Linked DNA regions of Mus musculus: region 1 is linked to region 2. Evidence: chromatin loops called from intact Hi-C (ENCODE). Cell type or tissue: left cerebral cortex. All regions are shown on one strand. Each heading gives the region's core, and the rest is flanking DNA. Links, peaks and the distances in the headings are about the cores only.

Region 1 (8,333 bases), core at 239-8,238, 83 kb before region 2:
GGGGCCTGAAGAGATGGCTCAGCAGTTAAGAGCACTTGCTGCTTTTTCCAGAGTATATGAGGTCCCCAACACCCACATTAGGAGGATCACAACAGCCTGTAACCCCAGCTTCAGGGGATCCAACACCCTCTTCTGGTCTCCTTGGGCACCTGTATATACATGGCACACACACACACAGGTACAAAAATAAACATTTTGGAAACTCTTTGAGTCGGTGGAAATGCTATTCATGAGCTTGTGATCACTGAACGCTTGCTCTGAGCACATGGTACGACAGTTCTCCGGATTATTTTACTCAGTTCAGTGATGGGCTTCGTTAGCCGTGTTGTTTGGGCTGCTCAACGTGTTCAATCATTTTGTTGGCTAAGACAAAAATCAATGTGAAACCCACCGTGGCTCAAACTCAGTCATCCTACCTGAGCCTCTGGAGCCCTGGCATTGCAGGCTCGTATCACCACCCTTCGCTCAGGTCCATCCCTGGCTTGTTTTTTTTTTTAGTACTGATGTTATAATTGCCAAACCCACAGCAGATAATTGGTCTAAACAGTCTCCTCTTCTCCCGGTTGTAGTGGAAGAAGTGCCCTTGTGACCTAAGAGAATTTGTTTCCCTTAGGTGCCTACCAGGGAGAGTCTGATAAGAGAAAGTCAGGCTCATGGGCCTTAATTATATTTACATTACAGAGAGCTAAATTATAGCCTCGTCTTCTAGATACACTTAGCAACACCTATAATAACACATATTTATAATTATGCATGTTTATTTACAAAGAAATTGGTCTAATATCAAAAAGATAAGCTCCACACAGAGATTTTTGTAGGGTTTAGTTTGCGTGTTTGTTTTAGGGCACCTGGGATTGACTCCAGGGCCTCTTACACGCCAGACAAGCACTCCATAGAGTTATATCTATCTTCGTGTGTGTGTGTGTGTGTGTGTGTGTGTGTGTGTGTGTGTGTGTTGGGGGGCATGGTGTTTTGTTTTGTTTTGTTTTTCTGGTTTCAGTGAGTTCATATGCAATCACAGACCCTGTAAAATGCTTCCACTTCTAAGAAAGAAAACTAGAAGCAGGGAAACTGGGCTGAGCTTTCTCAAGGTGCTGGTTAAACTGGCTCTGCCGGTATCTGTGCTCTGTCCTGGGACACTAGGTAGAAGACAGGCTTGTTCCCTATTCTGGGAGCTCTGCCCGTTCCTGTTGTTTAGCTTCATCAGATCTGGCTAAGCCACACATAGTACAATCAGTTATCCCACCTCCCAGAGGTTAGACCCTCAGATCCGTCTGCCCCCACAGTGGAAATAACTCCAAGAGAATCAGTCACAATATTGCGTTCTTGTGCTGTGAGACATGGAGAGATCAACACTCCTCTTCTCACCCTAACTACGGAGCCCACCACAGACCAGAGTATGGGGACCACCCAAGTCCAGCTTGGTGAGCCAGTGAGTTGTGTTGGGGTTATTTACAGGAATATAGGTGAGAGGTTACTCGCAGGAGCAGCAATGACTCAAAGACAGCTGCATCACCAAAGCCCACCCCAGCACAGGTGACAGGTCACAGAAGCTGGGAACCTGCACTGCGTAGCCTGCAGGCAGCTCAGCAGGTTTGAGAGTGTCCTTTTCAAGTGGAGATGACTGGTTTCGGTTTCTTCCCAGCAACTGGTCAGGGAGACCAGTTTGCTTGCTTGCTTGTTTGTTTGTTTGTTTTTCAAGACAGGGTTTCTCTGTGTAGCCCTGACTGTCCCCGAAATTTGCTCCATAGACCAGGGTGGCCTTGAACTTTGCCTGCCTCTGGGGTGCTGGGATTAATGCATATGCCACCAACACCTGGCTTCTCAGAGTGTTGTTTGTTGTTGTTGTTTGTTTGTTTATTTGTTTGCAGCTTTTCTCCTTTCAGCCTCTTCTTTGCAGCTCAGTTTGTCTTTTTGGAAGTTCTCTTCCACTAGTCTCAGAGGGACTTGCACTTTTATCACTTCCTCTGGCAGGGAGGGGCCTGGTGACTCTGGTGAGTTTCAGGGACTTCCTGAAGCTATTTCTAGTTGTTCAGTTTTCTGCTTAAGGAGCCTCTGTGCAGGAAGCAATGTTTCGCTTTTGGAGGAAACTGCATCCTGATGACAGGAAACTGTCCTAGTAGGGCTATTGGTGATCCAAAGATTCTAGTACATGAAAGGGATTGGGTTTGTTTAGGGGATAGAGTCTCACTGTGCAGCCCAGGCTGGCCACAAACTCACAGAGGTCCTACTGCCTCACCCTGCCCGAGCTGGGATTGAAGGTACACTCCAAGAAGTAGTTTGGCCCTCTTCATTTGTTTGTTTGTTTGTTTGTTTATTACTTTTGAAACAGGGTCTCACACTGTTGCCTGGAGTCAGCCATCCTAGGCCTCTTGGCCTCCCCAGGGCTGGGACTCCAGGTATGAACCACCATGGGAGGCCATACAGTTCTCGAGTTGAACTTTTCACTTCTCTTTGCTTCTCATCTTTGTGAGCCCCATGGACACCAGAGTCAAACAGTCAGGAGAAAGATGGGAAAGTAAGGTTGGAGCGGGAGTGTTCACGGAGCAGCGTACGTTCTACTTTGAAGAGTTGTTCTTTAATATTATTTAACTGTTTTCGTCCTTATATACAGGGTCTCATATATCCCAGAATGGCCTCAAACTCACCACGTAACGTAGGATGACCTGACATTTCTGATCTTACTTCTCATCTCTTGAATGCTAGGATTATCGGTGTGCACCACCCCGTCCAGTTTATGCAGTACTGCTAGGGCTCCGTGCATGCTATGCAGTCCACACCTTCTACCAAATGAGTTACATGCCTAGACCCTAGCCTTGAACATTTACAAAATATTTTAAACTTGAAAATTATCCTGCTTCATGGTTTCAACCACCCCCATAAGAATTACTAGGGGGACTCATCAGGTCCGAGGGACATGTGGGGCTGACAGTGACGAATCTACTTTTATATCTGAGAAAAGTCATCACTGAAAAGCACCAGCAGTGGGGTCTCTTTCCATCCTGGCTGCAATGCGGAAGAGGTTCAAGGTACACGCATGTTTCAGGTCAGGCAGGTCATGCTTCCCAGGGTCTCACGCTGACCTTGGACAAAACCTTTACTCTGGAAACCTGGCGGGGAGAGGCTCCATTCAGCACTGGGACAGAGAGGTGTTGTGGGAGAGCGAGCCCAATCATAACAGCCAGCACTTGGTACTTCCACAGTGCTAACAAAGAATCACTCCATCTATACAGCCCTCCTCAGTCAAAGCAAACACAGGGGGTGCCCACATCCCATGGTACAGAGCAGGAAATACACCGGGGAAATTAATTGTCCTGTGGTTTAAGAAAGTCAGCAGCATGGAAGGTCACCACAGTCCTTTTGTTGAATTGAAAAAGGAAAGAAAACTCAGCAATTGGGGGTTGGAGAGATGGCTCAGTAGTTAAGAGTGAGTGCTGCCCTTGCAGAGGACCCTCCACGCACATCTGCATAGACTCACACACACACACACACACACACACACACACACACACACACACACACAGACACACAATACCAAAACCCAAAGCTTACAATGAAAAGGTAGCACAACCAAAATGCAGAGTAGGAAGAGAAAGAGTTTATGTTAGTGTGTGTCTGTGCGTGTGTGTGTGTCTGTGTGTGTGCTCGCGCATGAGCACATACTCTTACAATACCATTAAGCTGTAATCAACGGAGGACGTGCTGAAATGGAGACTCTTTGGGCCACATATGCCCATGTCATGTTTGGATCTAACAAAAAGAGGACTCAGGCGTAGAAGCTTGACTATAATGAATGACCTTGGAAAGGGTCGTAAATCTGCTTCCTGCGCTCGAGTTAAATCTAGGCACTCAGAGACCACGTGCCACCACCCTCCTCCCCCAGGTTCTCATCTAACATGGAGAACACCCTCACCACTTCCACCTCTTCAGGTCATCTTTAGTATGCAGTGTAAATTCCACCCCATGACTCCCCCCCTTGGCATAACCCAGATATTTTGTCTCTTAGAAACCACAGCATTCTGTATTCCTGGAAATGTAGAAAGGAGCAATAGCATTAGAAAGCAATGGATGATGGTCGAGAAACGATCTTATCTCAGACTTTCAAATACCCGCTGGCAGAGTCAAGACAGGAGGGAGACTTGCCGGGCTCTCTAATACATTTACTGGGTAAATAGTAAACGCTTGCAGTTCCTGACTTAATCAGAATGAAGTTCATTAGGATAAAGAGCTGTGCCCTTTAGTCCTCTTTGCATTAAGCAAGTTCCTAATTTCATTTCATTTCACTCACATCTCTGAAGGGAATTACAGGCTGTAAGGCAGGCCAAGAAGGGGGCAAAGGGAAATTAGCAAAGATATTCACCAGGGCAGATGAAAGGGAGAGGAGGTGGTGGGTTCCCATTAGAGCCAAGGGACTGATGCTCCCTGACCATCCCAAGACTAGGCCAGCCATTTAACTTCTTGTTTTTAACTTTGTACTGTGTCAGTCTCTCTCCCTGGGTTTTGAAAACATGTTATCAGGTCATCGAAACCTTTTATGAAACATCTCAGACTTGTATGTGCACGAGCTGGTGAGTGCAGTCTATCTGACTCTGGAACTGAAGATTTTAAGGCTTTTTTTTTTTTTTAATAGCAGGATTTGCCTGAAAGCCCCGAGGAGAGATTGTTATCTCTAGACAGATGCTAACTTGGTTTCACTGATGGAAGTCCAGGGTAAAGTTAAAACTGCTTCCAGTTTTAACGAAGCTGGGAATGTGTGGCTCTGGTAGCATGCTCACCTAATATGCCCAAGGCCCTGGACCTTGGCTTCAATGCTCAACTGAGGGAGGCAGGTAGAAAAGTTTCTGTGGATTATGTCTTGGAATGTTAACTCCATCGGTATGGTAGTATTATTTATCAAATATCTGGCATTTTAATATGTAAAAAGTGACTGTGTAGCTCTTTCTTCAGTTTGGTTTTAGTTCATTTGGAGAAATCAAGGGTACATCACTACATCCCACCCCATTTGCCACTGCAGGCTGCTACCAGACAGAGAGAAAAATAATAAAAGTCCTTAACCCGAAGTATCCACCCAAGGTCATTTGGAATTTTTTTTGATGTACGCCGGCTAGAAGAAATCTGGGCATCTCGGTGGGAAATGTGGGTAAATGATGTCATTGCACAGAATTAGGACCAGACGGAGGAAATGGAGCCAGATCCTGCAGGGGGTAGCACTGAATCCAGGAATTGGGTATGAACGGCTCCGACTGCTTTTGAGAGCATGAAAAGCATTAACTGGGAAGCCAACCCATTTCTAGGACTTGGCTGAGAAGATAATGGCATTGCTGAGCGGAGATGCGGGCTGGGAGCCGACGTCCTGACACTAAAATACCGAGCTGTAACAGACACTGAGAACGAGGAGCAAGACTCCCACAGGAGACTTGGTGTGACTATGGAGCGATGTCATCTGTGGGGCTATAATCAGTAGGAGCAGAGCTGCACGTTGAGCACGTTTTCTCCTGGATCTGGTTCTTGGCGAGGGATCCAGACCGCAGCCTCCAAGATCTGTTACAGAAATAAACAGCTGGGAGACAACAACCAAAACAGCAACACGGGCAGAGCGGGCGGGAGCCGAAGCTCCGCCCCTGCTAGCCTCCGACCAATCAGAAGCCTGTTGCCGGGGTCCTGTGTTGGGCAGCCTGACGTTCCCATAGAGACCAAAGAACATTACACACTAAACACTGGGGGCGTTGACGTCTATGCGTTTTAGCCATGGAGACGACAGAGCAAACGTCATCCCTCCCTCCTCCTCCTCCTCCTCGCCTCCCCGCCCTCCCTCTGCGCCAGGGGCGGAGGAGCGTCGCCATCACGTGTTGTCAGCTGGGCTGGAGGTCTGGTGGGCGGGGCCTGTTGTCATGACTGCCGAGGCTGCTGTTGTTGTTTGGAGCTGTAATTAGAAAGTGCTGAGGCGGCAGTGGAGCCAGAACAGATTCTGGAACAGTGTCTACCGCCCCCGGGCCAGCGAGGGTTCCCCAGCCCTGGGAAATCCAGGACACCCCCTAGGCTGTCCCAGCACGCCTCAGCCTCATGTCCTGAGCCAAGATCTGTCTGTGAGCCTGGGACTCCAGACTGAGGCCAAACCTAGACCACTCCCTCCACCCTCAGTGGACCATAACTGTCTGGGTGACCTCCCTAACCACTTCTCCTCAGACAGTAGACCACAGAACAGCCACTAACCAAACTACCTTGCCCAGGAGGCTAAAATCAAACCCAGCTTAGAGAACTCCCACTGTTGGAATTAACCCCAGAGTCAAGGAAAATCAGGAGAGGAAAAGTTTAAATTTTGCCTTTCGTATAGCAGAACTCGAGGCATTCATTCCGTGGAACTCTGGTTGAAGGCCTGGGGGAAGGGATGCCTAAATGACCCCCCTTGAAGGGAGAGGACACTCAGAAGTCCCCGAGAACTGTGATTTGCAAAGTCGAGAGAGTCCTGAAATGTTTAGTTCAACAACTGAAGCTGAATTCTGTCTTAAGGAGACAAGCCAGCTAAACATGAGGAGTGTTTGTACTCTTGCTCTCTTCTTTTCCCTTGACCCAGCTCTGGAAACAGTTGCAGAAAGATTGAAGCAACAAAGAACAGAAAGAAACAGAGTCGACCCTCTTAAGGCAACCCCCAAACAGAACGCAAGTTCTGGGTGATAAGACATGGCTGAAGTGCTCAGGACTATACATAATCACCATCTTGATTTAAATTTGGGTGCCTTATGGGGCCGGGGAGTCAGAAGATTACTCACTTGCATTCAAAGCAATCGTTGTAGGGCATTGGGTGCGCGCGCCTGGAATCCCAGCGTGTAAACGGAGCAGGCACATTTCCCAGTCCAAAGATCCCTGGCCATACAGCAAGACTCAAACTCAAAACAGCACCCAAAATGTAAGCAGATGGGTGAGTATAAGAGAGTGTGCTTTAGAGACTGAAGGCATAAAGAAGGAATTCGAGGAAAATGAGTGGCTTCGGAAATGGCCTGGTATTCTTCGGTTCCTCTGCCAACACATATCCCTACGCCTTCTCCATCTTTGACCTATCAGCACCTCAGGGTTTCCTGTTACCCCGCAATAGCCCTTCACTGAGCGTCCGATAGACGTTTAAGCACCTAGCCACAAAGGGAGCTCACCCCCCATCCTCACCATGCAGTGGACAGTGCTGCTTCCCATCCTCTTGCTCCATCCTCTGACCCACCTCTTTCTCACTTCCTTGGCACCCTTCTCTAGACAGCTCTCTTTCCCTTCCCTTCCCTCCCTACTCTATTGCTCTCTCCAGGTCTCTATTCATCAACCAGCACTCTCTAAACCTTTGTCCTATCTTCCCATCTCCAAGAACATTTTTTTAAAAAAGGTCTCTGCTTTTAATTCAACACGGCAGCATTTTGGAACTCTTGTCCCGCTCCAAACAGAGGGAACGTATAGTGAATGGAACAAACGTCCTCTTACACATAAACCCCCAGACAATACCAAGATACAGCCAGGTGAGGGCTGTTTCTTACAGGAGTCTAGGTCAGGCAGCAACTGCCCATTCTGTCATTCTCAGGGACGCGATGGTCATTTCTACTTTATCCAGCCAGGGATCAGGCTAGACCGACCTCCCTGAGCATCATTTGCCGCCTTGCCTTCCTAGAACATAAGGCAGAAGCAAGACAGAATGGCAAGTTCAGGTCTGTGGAAAGGCCTGGCTTGGAGGTAGATTTGATTGAGTTTCTTGTTCCGTGTGAGAAAGAACACATGAGAATCCCCTGTAGGCAACAACAACAACAAAAACATCTTGCAATCCTTATTATTATCATCGCAAGAAAATCGTGGCTAGGTTAGAATAACAGTTTCCAGCTGGGCAGTAGTTGCGCACGCCTTTAATCCCAGCACTTGGGAGGCAGAGGCAGACAGATTTCTGAGTTCCAGGTCAGCCTGGTCTAGAGAGCAAGTTCCAGGATAGCCAGAGGTACACAGAGAAACTCTGTCTCGAAAAACAAAACCAAAACCAAAACCAACCAAACAAAAAAGAATAATAGTTTCCCGAAAGATTATCTCTCAAAAGCTCTCCTCTAATTCTTCATGCTAAGCAAAACACCAACAAGAAGAGAGAAGATATAGCTATAGGATAGTGTATTCTGTTGTCACATTGTATCCCTCTGACTTTGCTGAGGAGACCCTTTGTTGTCTGCTTTGACAGTGGAAGAAACTGAGGTTCAGGTAGTTAAGCAGCATGCCAAGGATGCAGTATTTGCAAAGAATCAGGCTGCTGGCCTGATGTTCTTTTTCAGACCCTTTGCCCATCCCCCACCCTGACCACGTAGTGGCCAGTGCTC
Region 2 (8,333 bases), core at 110-8,109:
GCTGTCTTCAGACACACCAAAAGAGGGTACCGGATCCCATTACAGATGGTTGTGAGCAACCATATGGTTGCTGGGAACTGAACTCAGGACTTATGGAAGAACAGTTAGTGCTCTTAACTGCTGAGCCATCTCTCCAGCCCTGGTCCCAGGAATCTTACTCAGGTTTTCAAGCTTGGCAACAAATACCACTTTAGCCTTGACTCTCTCACTGGCCCCTGGGATTCTGAATATTAAAAGATTCTAAACTCAGGCTACTCTGAACTGTTTCTCAACTCGGCCCTTTTGGGATTTTATGCCCTGGGCATTGTTCACTTACAGAATGCTGCTAAGTCAGTTTGACCAGAAATTCCCCTTATTTAAAATATTTCCTCTTAGTTTTCTACTTTGTGACTAAGCCCCCTCGTCCCCATACATTCCTACTTTTCCTTGTATTAGGAGTTGGAATGAAGCTCTCTTCCCTACTACACAATTTCATTATATCACTGTGATATATTTCAGTCTCCATAGTTCCCTTGAATAAAGTGTCACAGTGCTCTAAGCTAAGCAACACAAATGCCTTTTAAAATACTACCCAAGTTTCTTAGCATCTCATACCCTCAGTTTCCTTATCTGTGAAATGAAAATGTCTAAATTATCCTACAGGGCTTTGAAAATATCAGATGAGATCATGAAGGTATGTGAAATAGGCCTTGTCTGGTGGTGGATGCCTGCACTTAGCAGGCAGAGATAGAATCACCCAGAGTCCCAGGCCAGGCTGGGTCAAGAGAGCCTGTCTCAAAAGGAAAAAGGTCTATTGTATAAAAGGGAAGATGAGCAGGGCGGTGGTGGTGCACGCCTTTAATTCCAGCACTTGGGAGGCAGAGACAGGAGGATTTCTGAGTTCGAAGCCAGCCATTTCTATGGATGTCCTGGAACTACAAAGTGAGTTCCAGGACATCCATAGAAACCCTATCTCGAAAAACCAAAAAAAAAAAAAAAAAAAAAAAAAAACAAGGGAAGATGAAAGGGTAAGGAAAACATATGCACAGGTAATTGACAGGTTGTAAATCTCTGCTAATGGTCAGAAGATTCCTCAAACTTGAGTAAACAACGAATTAGAATAATTATATGGGGCTGGAGAGATGGCTCAGTGGTTAAGAGTACTGACTGTTCTTCCGGAGGTCCTGAGTTCAAATCCCAGCAACCACATGGTGGCTCACAATCAACTGTAATGGGCATCTGATGTCCTCTTCTGGTGTGTCTGAAGACAGCTAAAGTATACTCATGTAAATAAATAAATCTTAAAAAAAAGAATATGTTGATTCCCCTGCATTGCTGGGGAGAGGCTCTATGCAAATTATCAACTTATACTCAGTAGACTATCAATCTTAGATCAGGGATAAAACAATCAAACTGAATGTTCCTAAGTTGACCTCTCATAAAGTATTATATGGTATTTGCTATATTTTAAAATGCTTAACAACTCTATTATGTTTGCACTTGTTTTGTTTTCAGACTTCTGTTCCAGGAAAGGAACCAGGTAGACAGAAAGGAGTTATAAAAAATGAAAATGAAACAAAAGAACAACCATCTAAATTACTAAAGGCAGACAAGTCTTCTATTTTTGCTAGTGTTCAAGAGACATTGATTAAAACAGATTACAGTTACACGCATAGGCTACTGTTTATTCTTGGGTGTTGTAGTATCTGCTTTCTGAGACATGTACCCCAGGCTGGCTTGGAACTCACTATACAGTCCCAGCTGGCTTCCATCTCAAGGCCATCCTCTTCCCTCGGTCTTCCAAACCCTGCGATTACAGGCATGATATATTGAGCATGGTTCTTGGTATATTTTTTTTAGCTCCATAACACTTGTTATAGTTGCAACATAAAGATGCTAAACTTTTGTTTTGTTTTTGTTTTGTTTTGTTACAGACTCACTATGTAGTTCTGGCTGTCCTGGAACCCAATATGTAGACTAGGCTGGCCTCCATTCAAGGAGCTACATGTGTCTCTGTTTCCCAAGTGCTGGGACTAAAGGTTTGTGCCACTGTGCCAGGCACTAAATATTTCTTTAAATCGATAAATACTATATAGGAATTATTTTCTTAAGGAATATTTAGTTTGATTACTTTATCCCTGATTTAACATAAGATTGCTAAGTCTGTTGACTTATTTTATGGACATGAATTTTACCTGTGTGTTTGCTTTTTGGATTTTCAAGACAGAGTTTCTCTGTGTAGCCCTGGTGGGACTAAAGGTGTGTATTCCCATTGTTTGGTGCTCAGTTTATTGAGCAGAAAGGATGTACCTCAATAAACACATTAGACATAATGATTGTAGTCTCTCTAGCACGTAGTAGGTAATCAAGACTTACTAACGGATGGATGAACAATTCCTATACAAATCAGTTTACTACAAAAGAGCAGGGCAGTGGTGCATGCCTTTAAAACCAGCACTCAGAAGGCAGAGGCAGGTGAATCTCTGTGTGTTCGAGGCCAGCTTGGTCTCTAGAGTTCTAGGAGAGCCAGGGCTACACAAAGAACCCTGTCTCAAAAAACCAAACCACCGGGGCAGTGGTGGCACACGCCTTTAACCCCAATACTTGAGAGGCAGAGGCAGGTGGATTTCTGAGTTTAAGGCCAGCCTCGTCTACAGAGTGAGCTCCAGGGCAGCCAGGGCTATACAGAGAAACCCTATCTCGAAAAACAGAAACAAATAAAACAAAACACACACAAAAGAAAGAAAGAAAAGAAACAAACAAACAAACAAAAAAAATCCAAAGAAACAAACCAAACCAACAACAAAACCAAAAAGACCTATCGGAGGTACAGAACATGCTTTCGAAACACGCCGTTTCTTCCCCTTGACAACACTCATCTGGTAAAATAATATTTTATGCTCATCACTGACTGGACCAAAACAAAAATTTAAATGTTGGTTTGAGTGCAGTTTATCGCAGAAGACTATTGATGTGTCTTAAATAAATAAGTGCGTTGGGAACACCCAACTTGCATTAACTGGATACCTGCCAATCCACATTCACCCGCTGACCTCTACGCACTCTCCTCTGAGTTAGCAACCCACACTCACTAAAAGCCAAATTAAAATTTTCTCTTATGTTTTCCCTCTTCAGTGCTCCACTGTCCCAACACCCTTTGGAGTAAGCGTTAGGACACCGAAATTCCTCTGGTGCCTTAGCCCCGAGTCTACGCAGCTGGTGGGCGGGCTCAGAGAAGGCCTTGTGGCTGTTTCTTATTGGGGGCTGGTTGCTATGGTGTCGTCGATTTTAAAAACTCGCATGAACCGCTTCCGGGGGCTTAAAACAATTACTTCCGAGGCTGCCCATACTTACTATGGCTCACTCGGAAGTATTTCACCACCATTAAAAAATAAAACGTGTACGAAAAACTCCTGGGGACTTCTCTATAGACCCTTAAACTCGTAGTTATGACATACTACCAAATCTTTGCTTCCTCTTAGAAGTTATTTGCTTTACATTCCTTTTCTGTTTAGCCAATCTCCAAAATGGCGCGGACGGCCTCGCCAGGGCAGAGGCGCGTCACGTGGGTGCTCCCGGTTCCGGCGCGCTAGAGGCCCCGGGTGGTGAACGAGGCTCCGGCACCATGTCTGGTTTGTTTGGCCCACTCTCCCGGCCTGGCCCTCTCCCGTCCGCCTGGCTCTTTCTGTTGCTGCTCGGCCCCAGCTCGGTCCTCGGCATCTCCTTCCATCTGCCCGTGAACTCTCGCAAGTGTCTCCGAGAGGAGATCCACAAGGACCTGCTGGTGACGGGCGCCTACGAGATCACCGACCAGTCTGGGGGCGCTGGCGGCCTGCGCACCCACCTCAAGGTGCGGCGGCGGGGCGCGGCGGTGGGCGGCAGGAAGGCAGGCGTAGTCCGGGGAAGGCCGAGGTAGGGGGAGGCCGGCGGGCCGGCGAGCGGGCGGAGGCTGGGGCATGGCCTGGCCTCCCCCCAACCTCATCCCTGAACGCTAAGTCTGCGCGGTGGGGACCGCCCCTTCACCCCGCGCGTTGGGGTTCGCGGGGCGGGGCCGCGCGCCAAAGTCGGGGCCCTTGGAAGGGCAGAGTTCTGCCTTGGCGGACCTAGAGTCCGGAGACCTAGGGCTGTTTCCACTTCGGGCTGTCATCGGGGTTCTGTGTCTTGTGAAGTCTCAGGAATCGAGGAATTAACGTGATTTTCCTGAGCAATGTTTCGAGGATCAATGGGGGGTTGGCATCATAAGATACCTCAACACCTACCGAATAAAGCAGACAATAACGTTGGCTGTGACTGATAAAATGTGTTGTTCATTAGGCACCTGAAGCGTCACTTCCTGTGCCACTTAAAGTTGTGCGTTTAGTTCAAACACTACCCTATGGAACCATGGGCCTCGTTATATAGACTCAGAAACTGAGGCTCAAGTAGGGTGAACAATCGTTGGAGATGGATTTGACCAGCTAAGTGTATTGATGGAAAAGTGCTAAAACCTTCCTTTTGCTTATTTGTGATTCCTGGGATTTATTATTGATCACAAGATGGTCATAGTCTCTAGTCCCTTCTTTTAGTTACACCAGGGTCACCTAGATCCCTGTATGCTGACAGCTACTTTACTTAATGCCATTTGGTCCCAGTTTTCAGTGGAGTTTTGCTTGACTAGATTTTTGAGTTGTTAATAGTGGAGTTGGTTGTGTTCTGAATAGTTGTGTTCATTCACAATAAGCACTAGTTATTTTGTTGTTGTTTCTTTTTAACAGAAGGAAAACGTCACATTCTTAAGCCAAATAGAAACAGTTTATTTAAGTTTTTTTTTTTTTTTTTTTTTAATTTTGGCTGCATGTATGTATGTATACCTGGTGGGTGCCTAGAGCCCATGGAGGCCAGAAGAGGGCATCAAGTTTTCTAGATTGGACGTTCAAGATGGTTATGAGCCACCATATGGGTGCTGGGACCCCAGCTTGGGTCTTTTGAAAGTGGAACAAGTGATCTAACCCCCTGAGCATCTTAACAAGCTTCAGCTATATTGTTTATATTTAAAGTATTGGGCCACAGTAGTGATAATGTAACAGACTTTATTTGGGAGAGAAAAACTATTTTCAGGGTTATTGTTTTGTGTGCCATCTTTTTATTATCCCTTTAAATATTGAATTGTCAGCCAAGAAAGTGTTGGTAGTACATTTTAAAGATACAGATACAATGGTTGGGCTTTTTTTGGGGGGTGGGGGGGTTCAAGACAGGGTTTGTCTGTATAGTCCTGGATGTCCTAGAACTCACTTTGTAGACCACGCTGGCCTCGAACTCAGAAATCCACCTGCCTCTGCCCAGGATTTAAACCACGCCCGGCTTGGTTGGGCTTTGTTAATGCTGGCTCCAGAGTAGAAGTCGTGCCTAGAATCAAAGAATCTGAGCAGCCAAAGAGACCTTGCTCTTCAGTGTTGCGGTCTCTCCTGAGTCTGTGTTTGAAACCCTTCCAGGGTCCACTGTTGCCTGTCTGACCATCTGCCTTTGCCCACATGTGCTGTAGAACTCCTCATGGGATGTCTTGAAGCTTCATATGTTGCTAGTTTCTAATTTGTGTTCTAAATAGGGCCTCCCTGAACAGCGCTCGCTGTAGCTCGCCTGCTTATCCTTTGTCTCCCTTCTTAGCTCTTAGTAGTTTCCTAAGGGTAGGGGTTGTTTTCCTGTTCATATTTTCTAGAATGTTAAGGATAATGCCTTGCTTCTGGTAAGCATTCAGTGAAAACAGGAACATGGTCCAACCTTACGCTAGTGAACGCTGGGATGCTCACAGGCTGCTAAAGGGATGGCGCCAGCAGGAAGGAAGTTGTGCTCAACTCACTAGTATTTCACCAACACTCAGTTACCCTCCTTTCTCTGCTATGCCTCACCAGCTCAATTGGACTACTGGAATCTTAAATCCAAATGCCAAGTAGATAATATCTAGGAATGAATTGAGCTGGGCACTAAAAAAAAAAAAAAAAAAGACAACTGGGAAGCAGCTGTGGTTAGTGTGGTGTAACTGGCATGGTGGAGATTGTGAGCTCGAGTGAGCAGCACCCTCCCCTCTGTGGGTTTAGGCCTCACTGGAACCCCGTCCTCCTACCTCAGCCCTGCAAGTGCAGGGATTGTAGCTGTGTGCCAGTATACTCGCTCTTGATGAAACTCGCCGTGAAAACACATGGGCCCTTTTGTTTCATCTGGTTTTTCAAGTGAAATAAAAAGCACAGATTGTGATGTCAAAGTCCTGAGTTTTATCACCAACCCAAGTTGCTTTGGGCAGTGTTTTATTTTCATTGTTATGCAGAATATATCTATCTACTTGCATGTGTTACCCAGATTTTGCAACTATTCAGGATCCACACTTGTTTAATCTTCACCCCTTTCCCTGGATTATTTTCTGTTAAACTATCTCAATCCCAGGAAATCCCCAGTATTAGGATTTCAGTCCAGCTGACAGCAGCTTGGATCTCTTAAAAAATAGGAACATGTTACTGTGTTTTATGGCCATGTAACAACACCCTTTCAGAAATAGCAGTGAGCTCGGTGCAGTTGTGTGTGTCTGTAATCCTGAGGTGACTGAGATAGGAGGCTTAGCTGAGTCCAGGCTGAGCAACATAGTGAAAACCAGGTGAGGTGAGATCATTGAAGCCGAGAGGGTGAGAGCCATCTGGTTTAACATGTTCAGACCCTTCTCTCAAAACAAAACACATGAAATCCTGTAATGATTCCCTAAGGTCATGTGATACCCAGAACATATTAGGATATCACCACTCATGGACTGGTGGGATGCTTCAGGTAAAGACTCTAGTCTTTAAGCCTTAGTTCACAACTCCTGGGACCCACATGGTGGGTAGAGAGAATCAACTCTCAGACGTTATCTTGTAAACTTTCACATGTACACATGTGTATAACGTGCACACACAATAAATTATAACAAGAAAATTTTAAATTCCCCACTTGTTTGAAAAAGACTTATTTAAAATTAGTGTGTTGGGGCCAGAGAGGCTGCTTAGCATTAGAACAGGTCCTGCTCTAGCGGAGGACTTCAGGTTCCCATCACCTGCGACTTCAGGTTCCCATCACCTGCGACTTCAGGTTCCCATCACCTGCGACTTCAGGTTCCCATCACCTGCGTCGCTCTCCCCGTGGTTCCTGTAAGAGGAGTACGGCATAACTATGTAACCAGACTCAGTTTTATCTTTCTGCTCTGAATACTTGACAGATAGCTGGTGCTGTGCAGGACCTGGGCTGTAGCTTGTTGGTAGAGAGAGCGCTTCCCTCCTGTTCCAGACACTGGGTTTGACCCGAGTGCTGAGAGAAGAATGCTTACCTCAGGGATAGCGCTCTGCACTTCATGTGGGATCAAGGAACATGAGGGTGTTTTCCATGGCCCTCTGATCTGCTATAGATTCATAAGTTCAATGTATTTTAGGGTCAGCACGTTACCATAAATTGAAAGGCTAGAAAGATGGCACCAAATTTAATAGTCAGTGGATTACTATGTAGAGTGGAATTAGAGAAGATGAAGGCAGGCAGGGGATTTTTCAAGCCAAAAGAAGAGAAATTTATTTATTTATTTATTTATTTGGTTTTTGATTTTTCCCGCTCGCTCCAGGTCCCACTTGCCCTGGCCCATAGGTTCTTTGTTTCTTATTACGGATGGTTGTGAGCCACCATGTGGTTGCTGGGATTTAAATTTATGACCTCCAGAAGAGCAGTTGGTGCTCTTAACCGCCAAGCCATCTCACCAGCCCTGGCAAATATATCTTTGTGCCACATTCATGTCTGGTCCCCACAGAGGCCAGAAGACCTTGGATCCCCTGAGATTGCAATCACTAATGATTGCTGGCATTAAAGTGTGCTACCACTGAGAAGCTGAGATATTTATTATTATTACTATTACTAATTTTAAGGCAGGGTTTCATTCTGTAGCCCTGGCTGTCCTGGAACTCAATGTGTAGACCAGGCTGGCCTCACACTCAAAGATCTGTTTGCTTCTGTCTCCTGACTGCTGGGGTTAATTAAAAAAAAAAAACAAAAAACAAAACAAAAACCAGCCTTTGTAGAACAAGCTGCCCTCAGCCGCTCACGTGCTGTGGCTGTAAGGTGTGCAGCACCGTTGTCTGCACAGACACTGCCTGCTGATCGGTGGAGCATTTATTTTGAAATGGAGAGATTTTTTTGTTGTTGTTGTTTTGTTTTTTGAGACAAGGTCTCTCTGTATAGCCCTGGCTGTCCTGGAACTCACTCTGTAGACCAGGCTGGCCTCGAACTCAGAAATCCGCCTGCCTCTGCCTCCCGAGTGCTGGGATTAAAGGTGTGGCCACCACGCCCAGCGAGAAAGTATTTTTATTGTA

The links. Hi-C counts contacts between places; a loop is a spot of excess contacts. Peaks named below come from ENCODE experiments on the same cell type or tissue, not always from the same donor. Only the 100,000 strongest peaks of a DNase experiment are listed, where the experiment ranks them.
Region 1: it touches region 2 in a loop (4-fold over the local background); 3 of 42 quality-filtered maps call a loop at or near these places.

The regions. Positions count from the first base shown.
Region 1 is chr12:85,452,813-85,461,145 of GRCm38, reverse strand. Gm38543 (a long non-coding RNA gene) reads right to left here. Exons shown (of 3, transcript XR_001780659.2): 2 at 6,771-6,887; 3 at 3,998-5,923. Among named protein-coding and RNA genes, the nearest start is that of Gm38543, 4.9 kb to the right of the region's middle. RefSeq lists an enhancer at 4,857-6,746. In left cerebral cortex, for the core only: a CTCF peak has its summit at 5,179 (motif pointing right); a DNase peak (open chromatin) is centred at 5,767; H3K4me3 peaks cover 1,462 bases; H3K27ac peaks cover 1,770 bases.
Region 2 is chr12:85,369,937-85,378,269 of GRCm38, reverse strand. It overlaps Tmed10 (transmembrane p24 trafficking protein 10), which reads left to right and starts at 3,553. Exons shown (of 5, transcript NM_026775.4): 1 at 3,553-3,829. The coding sequence starts at 3,605. In left cerebral cortex, for the core only: a CTCF peak has its summit at 3,592; DNase peaks (open chromatin) are centred at 3,268, 3,520 and 3,972; H3K4me3 peaks cover 2,445 bases; H3K27ac peaks cover 1,757 bases.